2 separate regions of the Homo sapiens genome follow, and region 2 is linked to region 1. A link is a contact called in ENCODE Hi-C data. All regions are on one chromosome and are shown on one strand. The core of a region is the stretch at or near the end of the contact, and the rest is flanking DNA. Distances in the headings are between cores, read along the strand shown.

Region 1 (3,945 bases), core at 1,231-3,730:
TGCCAATGTCCATGGGGCCCAAGGGCTGCTCCTCAGCAAACCACGGCACAGGGAACCCTGTGGGTTGTGAGGGGACCCTGTAGCATGGAAGGTGGGGAAACGAAAACAGGATAGAAATTCCCGCAGGAAGACTGAGACAGTGGACGGAGAGTTCAACATAACAGTGTTTGGAGATTGTTAACTGTGACTCATAGTAAGGTATATATTTAAAATCATGCTCTATTGCATCCTGTGTGTAATGAATATACACACATTCATATAACTGAAACAAAAGTTTCACGAAACAATACCTACCTTTACTATGAGCGATGCACTCTGAACATTATATTCCATTCTTCCATTTAAAAGAAGAATGTTGTGTAAAGCTTGTTGTGTCCCATTACACTGATTTCACAAACCCACTGACGTGCTTCCCACAGTTCCAAAAATGCAGATCAGGTAGAGGCAGGAGTTGGACTGGAGAGCAGGCAAGGCTGAGAGGCCCAGGGGAGATGGCATAACCTTGACCTCTATATTTTTTCAGCGGGAAAACAACTGCATGCCCCTGGCAAGGTTTGTTGTAAAAGTTCGATGAAGTAATCTGTGTAAAGTACTTAGTACGGGGCTTGACATTGCCAGCATTTCATATCCATTAGAGATGCTGCCGCCGCCAATGACGATAATGATACTGATTTTGATTTCCGTCTTCTTGGATTGTGAATGTACCCTGCTGTCCGCTGTGACGCTACCTCCTTTCCTAAAGCCGCCACCACTGGCATAAGGTTGCCAGCCACATTTGTAGCTGTTTGCAAGCTCCTCAGAGAAGTGAGATGCATGTTGAGAAGATGCTGGAGAAGAATCAGAGCTTTGTTTAGGGCCTACAGTTAAGGCTGGGACCTCGATTTGTAACATCTGCAATGTGTTTGCAGCATGAAAGATTCTCTTGCACTTCCTAGGCTTGGTAAATGATGGAGACAAAGGACAGCAATGTAGAGAAGCAGAAAAGATGTCAGCCAAAAATGGCAGAGGAAAAGGTCATAGACTGGGCAGAGGCTGCCTGGAAAACAGTGGTAGACCGGGAGTCAGGGCAGGCAGTGGCCACCAAGTTGTTCCACGTTTTGGGCAAGTCTTTCTTCATGCTCATTCTTGATGGTGAGAAGCTCTGTGTCTCCCTCTCTCTCACCTGGACCTCTCTTCCCTGGCTCTGACATGGGAGAGGGCAAGAAGACAGGAGGGAGAAGTGTGCTATGGGAGTACCTAGCCCTGAGCTGCTGGGGACCGAGGTGGACAGGCCCGGCACCTGGAAAGAGACCTCTCAGGCCTGCCTGGGAGAGGCAGGTCACCTGGCTCAGGGCTGAGCAGCCACACCCATTTTGGTCGCAGCCTACAGGAAGTCCTCTTTGGAGCCCTCTGGCTTGCGCCCTCTGTCGTGTGGATTTGGCACATTGCAAAAACAGTGGGCTCCTTGCCCCTTCCACATGGCTCATATGTTTTCGATTCCCTCTCTTCTCTAAAGTGAGCTGGAGATGTTGGTGTCACAGCAGGGCAATGCCGTGAAGCCTGGAAGAAGGGGGGCAGGGCAGTGAGAAGCCTGGGCCTCTGGGTGGGCTGGCCTTTGGAGAGCAGGTTGTTAAGGTGGTCAGCTCCAGGCAGTCGTAGATCTTTGCAGGCCTGACCTGGCCTGTTAAACCCCTGGGGGTGATACCAGAGAGCCCGGAGCTCATTGCTGATACAAATGTAGGCTGCGATTCTGAAGGCAAAGGTGGGCCATGGTTGGCCTTCCTAGAACCCTCTGGCTCCCAGTGGTTGGATGCCCCTGCTTTCCTCTGCAATGCCCCATCCCTCAGGGCGTTGGCCAGTGGCAGTGACTGCTGGCCTCGGGAGCCCAGGCTGAGGCCAGGCCAGTGCCCATGCAGCTTTGTGCTGCTTCTTCATCTGTGGCCAGACAGCCTGGTGGGTGCTTGTTGGTGCCACGAATAACATTTTGCTAGAGTGGAAGCCCAGAAAAATTCTTCTTTTGTTAGGTTTAAGTCTCTCCCTGAGATATCCCTTTTTCCACTCTAAAAATAGCTGCCTAGCACAGTTGCTACATTTGAGTCACCCACTCCCTGCTTAAGTACAGTGCTCACACTCCCTGCTTAAGTACTGCTTAAGTACAGGGCTAGGTGAAGGTCAGAGCCTGCGTCGTTTGCCCCTTCTCCCTTCTCTGTCTCTGTCTCTGTCTCTAAAAACCTCACAGTTAGTTACATGAAACAGTAAATGAACACTTGCTGTTTTGTAGAGCGTCTTCTCTTTGTCTTGCTCTGTGTTCTGCTCAGTGCAGGTAGCAGGTGCCATGCCAGGCCCAGGCCTTGTTTTCTGAGGCTTCTAGAGGGACTCAAGGGGCACTGTAGCCCCTTGGAGACCCAGTTGTACCCTGAGGAAGGGCTGCGAGGGAAGGGAGTTCCTCTCGCCTGGGGACTCGGGAAACTTCCTGGAAGAGGCTCACCCGTGGCCAACCTTGGAGGTGGGGGCATTGCCATGGCATGCCTGGCCCAGCTGGGGTAAAGGCTGGAGGGCCCTGGGTGGTGAATTTCAGCCCTGACCCAAGCTCCCCTAAGTCTTTGCCTTTGTGAGCTGGGGGAGCCTCAGGGCAGGCTCTTCGGTACCACTCAGGTGGGTGAGTGATGAGGACGTGGGCCCGGGGTCAGGCACACGCTGCATGCTCTCAATCCACTTGTGGGTCTGGCTGGGGGTTGGGGCGGGGGCACTGTCCACTGGAGGGCACTGCAGCACCACCTTGGGCCACCCTGGCAGCCCCTCTACCTTAAGAATAGAGCTTGTCTACTTCCTGCAGCAACCTCATGGTCAGCTCTAGAGACAGAGACAGGCCAGGTTCCGCCTGTCTAGCGATGATCTCCTGTGGGGCTGGGGCCTCCAGCGGGGTGCTCTGACACACAGTTTCCGGCACACTAGGCCCAATGTCTCCACATACCCCATGCCTCCCACCTTCATTCACATGGATCTGTACAGACATACATGTTCACCATCACACACAAACATGGGTCCACACATACACATTCCCAACCACACACATCTATACACTGACTGTCACACCATGTCAGTAACACACACACACACACACACACACACACACACACATGCTCTCCCACTGCACTTCTGTGGTGTACGTCGTAACATGACTGGCCCAGCCATGTGCCCCACACATGCAGGCGGCCTGGTGCAGCTGTTTGTGTGGTAGGGCTGATGTCATGTCAAGAAATTTCGTGTTATATTTAAAATGACACCTGTAAAAATAATCGTCAATTTGCAATTTAAATACTGTAATACTCAATTATGTGAACTGACAGGAAGTGCCCCAGTGGCTTTGGAGAACAACACGCTTGTGTGCCGCCACCCTCCAGTGTGCTGGGAGCTGCGAGGTGGGGACAAAGCCCAGCCTTCTTCCTGAGCCACCTGCAAGGTTGCCGGGGTCTAGGGCTTGGTGGCTTCTATACCCTGAGCGGTGCCCAGCGCTGCCTGCTTGCTGTCTGCACATCCCTCTGTCCTCCTCTCCCAGCTGCTTCCCGAGAGAGCACCTCTTGGGGATTTAGCCAGGCAACTCGAAACACAGTTTCCACCCTGGGAAGACAGGAGGCTCTGGCGTGACTTTCAGCCGTCTTCCGGCCTTGGGTTACAGTCTGAACTCTCAGAATAACAGGCCAAAGCCACAATCCCTTGGCCTCACGAGACAATTTTGCCATTCTGCAGCCCCTTTCTCCCTGCCCCTTAGTCTTTCACACGCAGCATAAAGTCTGTAGTTTGCAGTTTCGCAGTTTGGAACCCGCAGCCCCAAGAACCCAGCCCCACTTCCCAAACACCACACCTGTGTCTCCATCTGGCAGCGCAGCCACCCCTGGTCGCCACGGAGCACAAGCGGCAGGGTATACTAAACAGCACACTAATGGTGGTGCTAGCCCCTGCATT
Region 2 (3,934 bases), core at 1,162-3,661, 120 kb before region 1:
ACCTTTATCATTTCTTTGTGGTAAGAGCATTCAAAATCCTCTTATAAATATACAATATAAATTATAAATATGATAAATATACAATATACTATTGTTAACCATAGTCACCCTACTGTACAATAGAACATTAAAACTTATTCCTCCTAACTGGAATTTTGTACCTTTTAACCTATCTCTCCTACACTTCCCAGCTACCTGGAACCACTATTCTATAGTCTCTACTTCTGAGATCAGCTTTTTCAGATTCCACAAATGAGTGGGGTCACGTGGTATTTGTCTTTCCGTGCCCGGCTTGTTTCACTTAACATAATGACCTCCAGGTTCATCCACGTTGCTGCAAGGGACAGGATTTCATTTTTTAAAAGTGGCTGAATGGTATTCCTGTGTGTGTGTGTGTGTGTGTGTGTGTGTATCTAATCTATTTCACATTTTATCCATTCATCCAACTGAGGGACTGAGAGGGACTTAGGTGGATTCTATATCATTGTGAATAGTGCTGCAATGACCATAGGAGTGCAGAGATCGCTGACATTCTGATTTCCTTTCAACTTAATCAAATCTTGTTTCCCGAAAAGGGTCTATTTCATGGCTGATAAGGCTTAAGTACTAAGGGACTTGGTTCCATGAAAATATCAAGTGTGGCCTCACTTCATAGAACGAAGGAGGTAGTTTCGGCCCCAGGAGACCCAGCATTCTGGCTGGGGTTACCTGTGCTCACCTCCATGTAGTTCCCTTCAGAGAATCTTCCTCGAGGCCCATGTGAAATAGGGACAGGACATGGTATAGTTGTAGGTGGTTTCTTCACCAGCTTCCATGAACCCAGACACCTCGATGTTCACACTGAGGGAAAACCATCTATTATCCTGGAAGAAGGGCAAGAAAGCACCGAAGTCCCAGGGAAGATGAGGCAAGAATCAAATAGGGAGGTTTGGCCCAGTCCCACCTGGCTCAGTGGGACTGAGGTACGGGTCTCTTGTTAGTAGACAGACGGCTGGAGGTGTGCAGGGAAGGGAGCATGATGAAATAGAGCAGGTAGAGATGCACAGAAGAGACTTAGGATTTAGTGATCTGACACTAATCTCACCTCTGTTCTGTTGAAGTGCTCCTGCTAGCTCCCTATACCTTTGAACCCCTAAATCCAGGCATAGCTGGGGCCCCAGTCTCCCCGTCCACCTTGCTGACATCGTAGCCAGGTTAAACCCTGCTATCCCACGAGTCTCCTTCTGATTGCTCTCATCTGCAGTTCTACCCCATGCCTCATCTGAGCGCAAGGTGCCTGCATGCGGCTTCCTCTAAACTCCTACAGCTTTGGGCCTCCTGCCACACTCTGGCAGTTCCCAGCTGTCAGTTACAGCCACCTGGAAATGCTCTTTTTTTTTTTTTTTTTGGTCCACCTTACAAAGGTGATCTATTCATTAGAGGTCAATCCTGGCAAGGCAAAGATGGAACTGTGGTCTCTGTTCTTAGACACAAGAGGACTCTGCAGCTGTGAAGACAGCCTGTGCCAGGCGGAAGCGATCTGCATCCAGGAGGGGATGCTGGATTCCCCAAATGTCCTCAGTGCTGAGGGCAGGGCCAGATTTCTTCCATATGAATCTTGGACACCTGTTTCCTGGGCAATTGAACAAGGGCATCTCAGAAGCTTGCTCACCTGGTTGACCACATGACAGGCCAGTACAGAGGCCCTGAAGGTTTCCCCAGGCGTCTTCAGACAACACGTAGCCACAGCGTGGGGCCACGGGAGGTGCGGCAGCTGGGCATCCAGGGGTCTGCAGTGGAAGGAGTATGGTCACCTGCCAGCCTGGAGGAGCCTGGGGGTCCTCAGAGTCCCTGGCACCAGAATCACTTAAGGCAACGCTGAGGGCTGGTCCCAGGGAAGCAGACCCAGGGCGTCTCATAGCGGGTGGGGACAGGCAGATGGGTGGGAGAACCGATGCTGGGCGGCAGGCTGTGGGGGGCAGCTGCGCGATTCTGTATCCTTGCTGGACCCCAGGCAGGCCAGTCTTTCTGGGTTGGGCGGGCTAGCAGGGAACCTGGGTGGGCTGGGGGTCAGGAGGTTGTTTTGGGGACACCGGGCTGCAAAAACCCATGAGTCCTTCCCCTGTCACCAGTAACTTCCGCGTAGAAGGCTTTGTTGTCTAGAGAGCCTCATCCGGAAGATGCCGGCGGGGCAGCTGCTCTCCACGAAGCCTGTGAAGCCCGGGTCGGTTCGGGTCAGTTAGAGAAGGCGCGGCCCCTCCCTGCTGCCCTGTGGGAACTCCACGTGGGAAACGGGGGGCTTGGCGGGCACTTGCATCCCATCCTTCACTGACCTGGGCGGAGCGAGAGGGTCGCTTGAGCGCCGAGGCCGGGGCCATGGCGACAGGAGCAGAAAGAAGAGCCTAGGCAGGAGAAGCGGGCGGGTTGGGCACGGCGAGGAGGAGCAGGAGGGGGCGGAGAGTGGGACGACCGGGCCACACCTACCCTGCAAGCAAGGGGCCCGCGGCGGGGACTCCACTACTGGGCTGGGGCGGGTCACGCGCTGCCCGGGGCTTTATCCGCGAGGCCTCCCAGGCGCTCCACCAGGTGTGGAAGCCAGGTCAGGTGCGCTCCGCCCGGGTGAGCTGCACTTCACTGCGGTACCCCAGCCTCAAAATTCCCCGTACAGTTCTGGGAGCCCTTCACGGCTATGCCCTAGGTGGACTTCACACTTCTGGGACAAATTAAGAGTGTCCTAGGATTCTTGGATTCAGCTGTTAAAAAGAAAAAATAAAATCTTCGGTTTTTCTTAAAATGTGTTTTAAGCATAAAAAATACATAATACAAATGCACAGTTTAAGGAAGTGATTCTACAGCAATCACATCATGTTCTTGATCACCCACAGCGAAGTATTGCTGGCACCCCTAAACCTCCCCTGCCTCCTCCTCAGTGGTCCCGATTTATTCAACTAGCCTTATCTGTTCTCCCGGTTTTAACATCACTTTCACGGCTGCGGAACTTCTGTGCAGAATTGTTCCCATTCTCTTGAAGGCTTAGGTTGTTTGCACTATTTAGATGTTATAAATAATGCTGAGACAAATATTTGTTCACAAGGATGATTTCCTTAGGATAAATTCTCAGTACAGATGAGGAATTTTCAGCCAATAGCCATCTTTATTTTCAAGGTTCTTGGAATATGTTGCCACAGTTTCCCCCCAAAGAGTTTTGCCAATTAACCATCCATCGGCAAGTCAAATCAATAAGTGCCTACCCTGAGCCAGTCCCAGGGAATAAATGGCAGATCCATGTTTAAGTCTCAGTTCCATCACATCCTTGCCAGCATTTGGTTTTAGTTTTCTGAGATTAAACAAATTTTTTAGTTTGCATCTCTCTGACGTTAGAAAGGCAAAACTCCCACGTGTGTCTGCTTGCTAATTAGAGCATCTTCTAATTGTATGTGTGAACTGTCCATTTACTTCTTGGGATGTTGATGTTGACCTGAGGCACTTGGATGTATTCTTTATGTGGTAGAGATAGTTGCCCTTTGCCATTTTTGTATGTTTTCAGAGCTGAGTGAGACCTGGAATTCACGTGGTCCAAACTCCTTACCATGGGTTGAACCGTGAGCCTCCCTCCGCTCCCCTCCACCCCAATTCTGCCACAAAGATATGTTCATTACCTAACCTTTAGAACCTGTGAATGTGACCTTATTTGGAAACATAGCCTTTGCAGAAGTAATTGGGAGTCTGAGAAGAAGAGTTCATCCTGGATCATCTGGGTGGATCCTAAATCCAATGTAAGTGTTCTTTTAAGAGAAAGGCAGAAGGAGACTTGGGATAGAAGAGTGGACAGCAGTGATGTGAAGACAGAAGCAGAGACTGGAGTTCTGCTGCCGCAAGCCAAGGAACACCTGCATTCACCAGAAGCTGGAAGAGGCCAGGAAAGATTCCTCGAGGCTTTGGAGGCCCTTTCCAC

Evidence for each region. Hi-C counts contacts between places; a loop is a spot of excess contacts on that map. Pooled maps may share reads with other maps.
Region 2: a map of K562 shows a loop between it and region 1 (2.5-fold over the local background). The contact joins the promoter of LINC00954 here to the enhancer-like site in region 1. A Hi-C loop is called at or near these places in 11 of 168 maps with a recorded cell type or tissue (HUES64, HepG2, IMR-90 and 7 more), 4 of 37 single-sample maps with no recorded cell type and 10 of 50 pooled maps.

Annotation. Positions count from the first base shown.
Region 1 is chr2:19,745,631-19,749,575 of GRCh38, reverse strand. No RefSeq gene overlaps it. Among named protein-coding and RNA genes, the nearest start is that of LINC00954, 120 kb to the left of the region's middle. Within about 2 kb of position 2,480, at least 2 of the 41 ENCODE cell types and tissues checked have a DNase peak (open chromatin) inside an H3K27ac peak, as active enhancers do; they include tibial artery, where a contact is called at or near this core.
Region 2 is chr2:19,867,331-19,871,264 of GRCh38, reverse strand. It overlaps LINC00954 (long intergenic non-protein coding RNA 954), which reads right to left and starts at 2,411. Exons shown (of 10, transcript NR_033875.1): 1 at 2,313-2,411; 2 at 1,652-1,769; 3 at 719-863. RefSeq lists an enhancer at 2,650-2,699.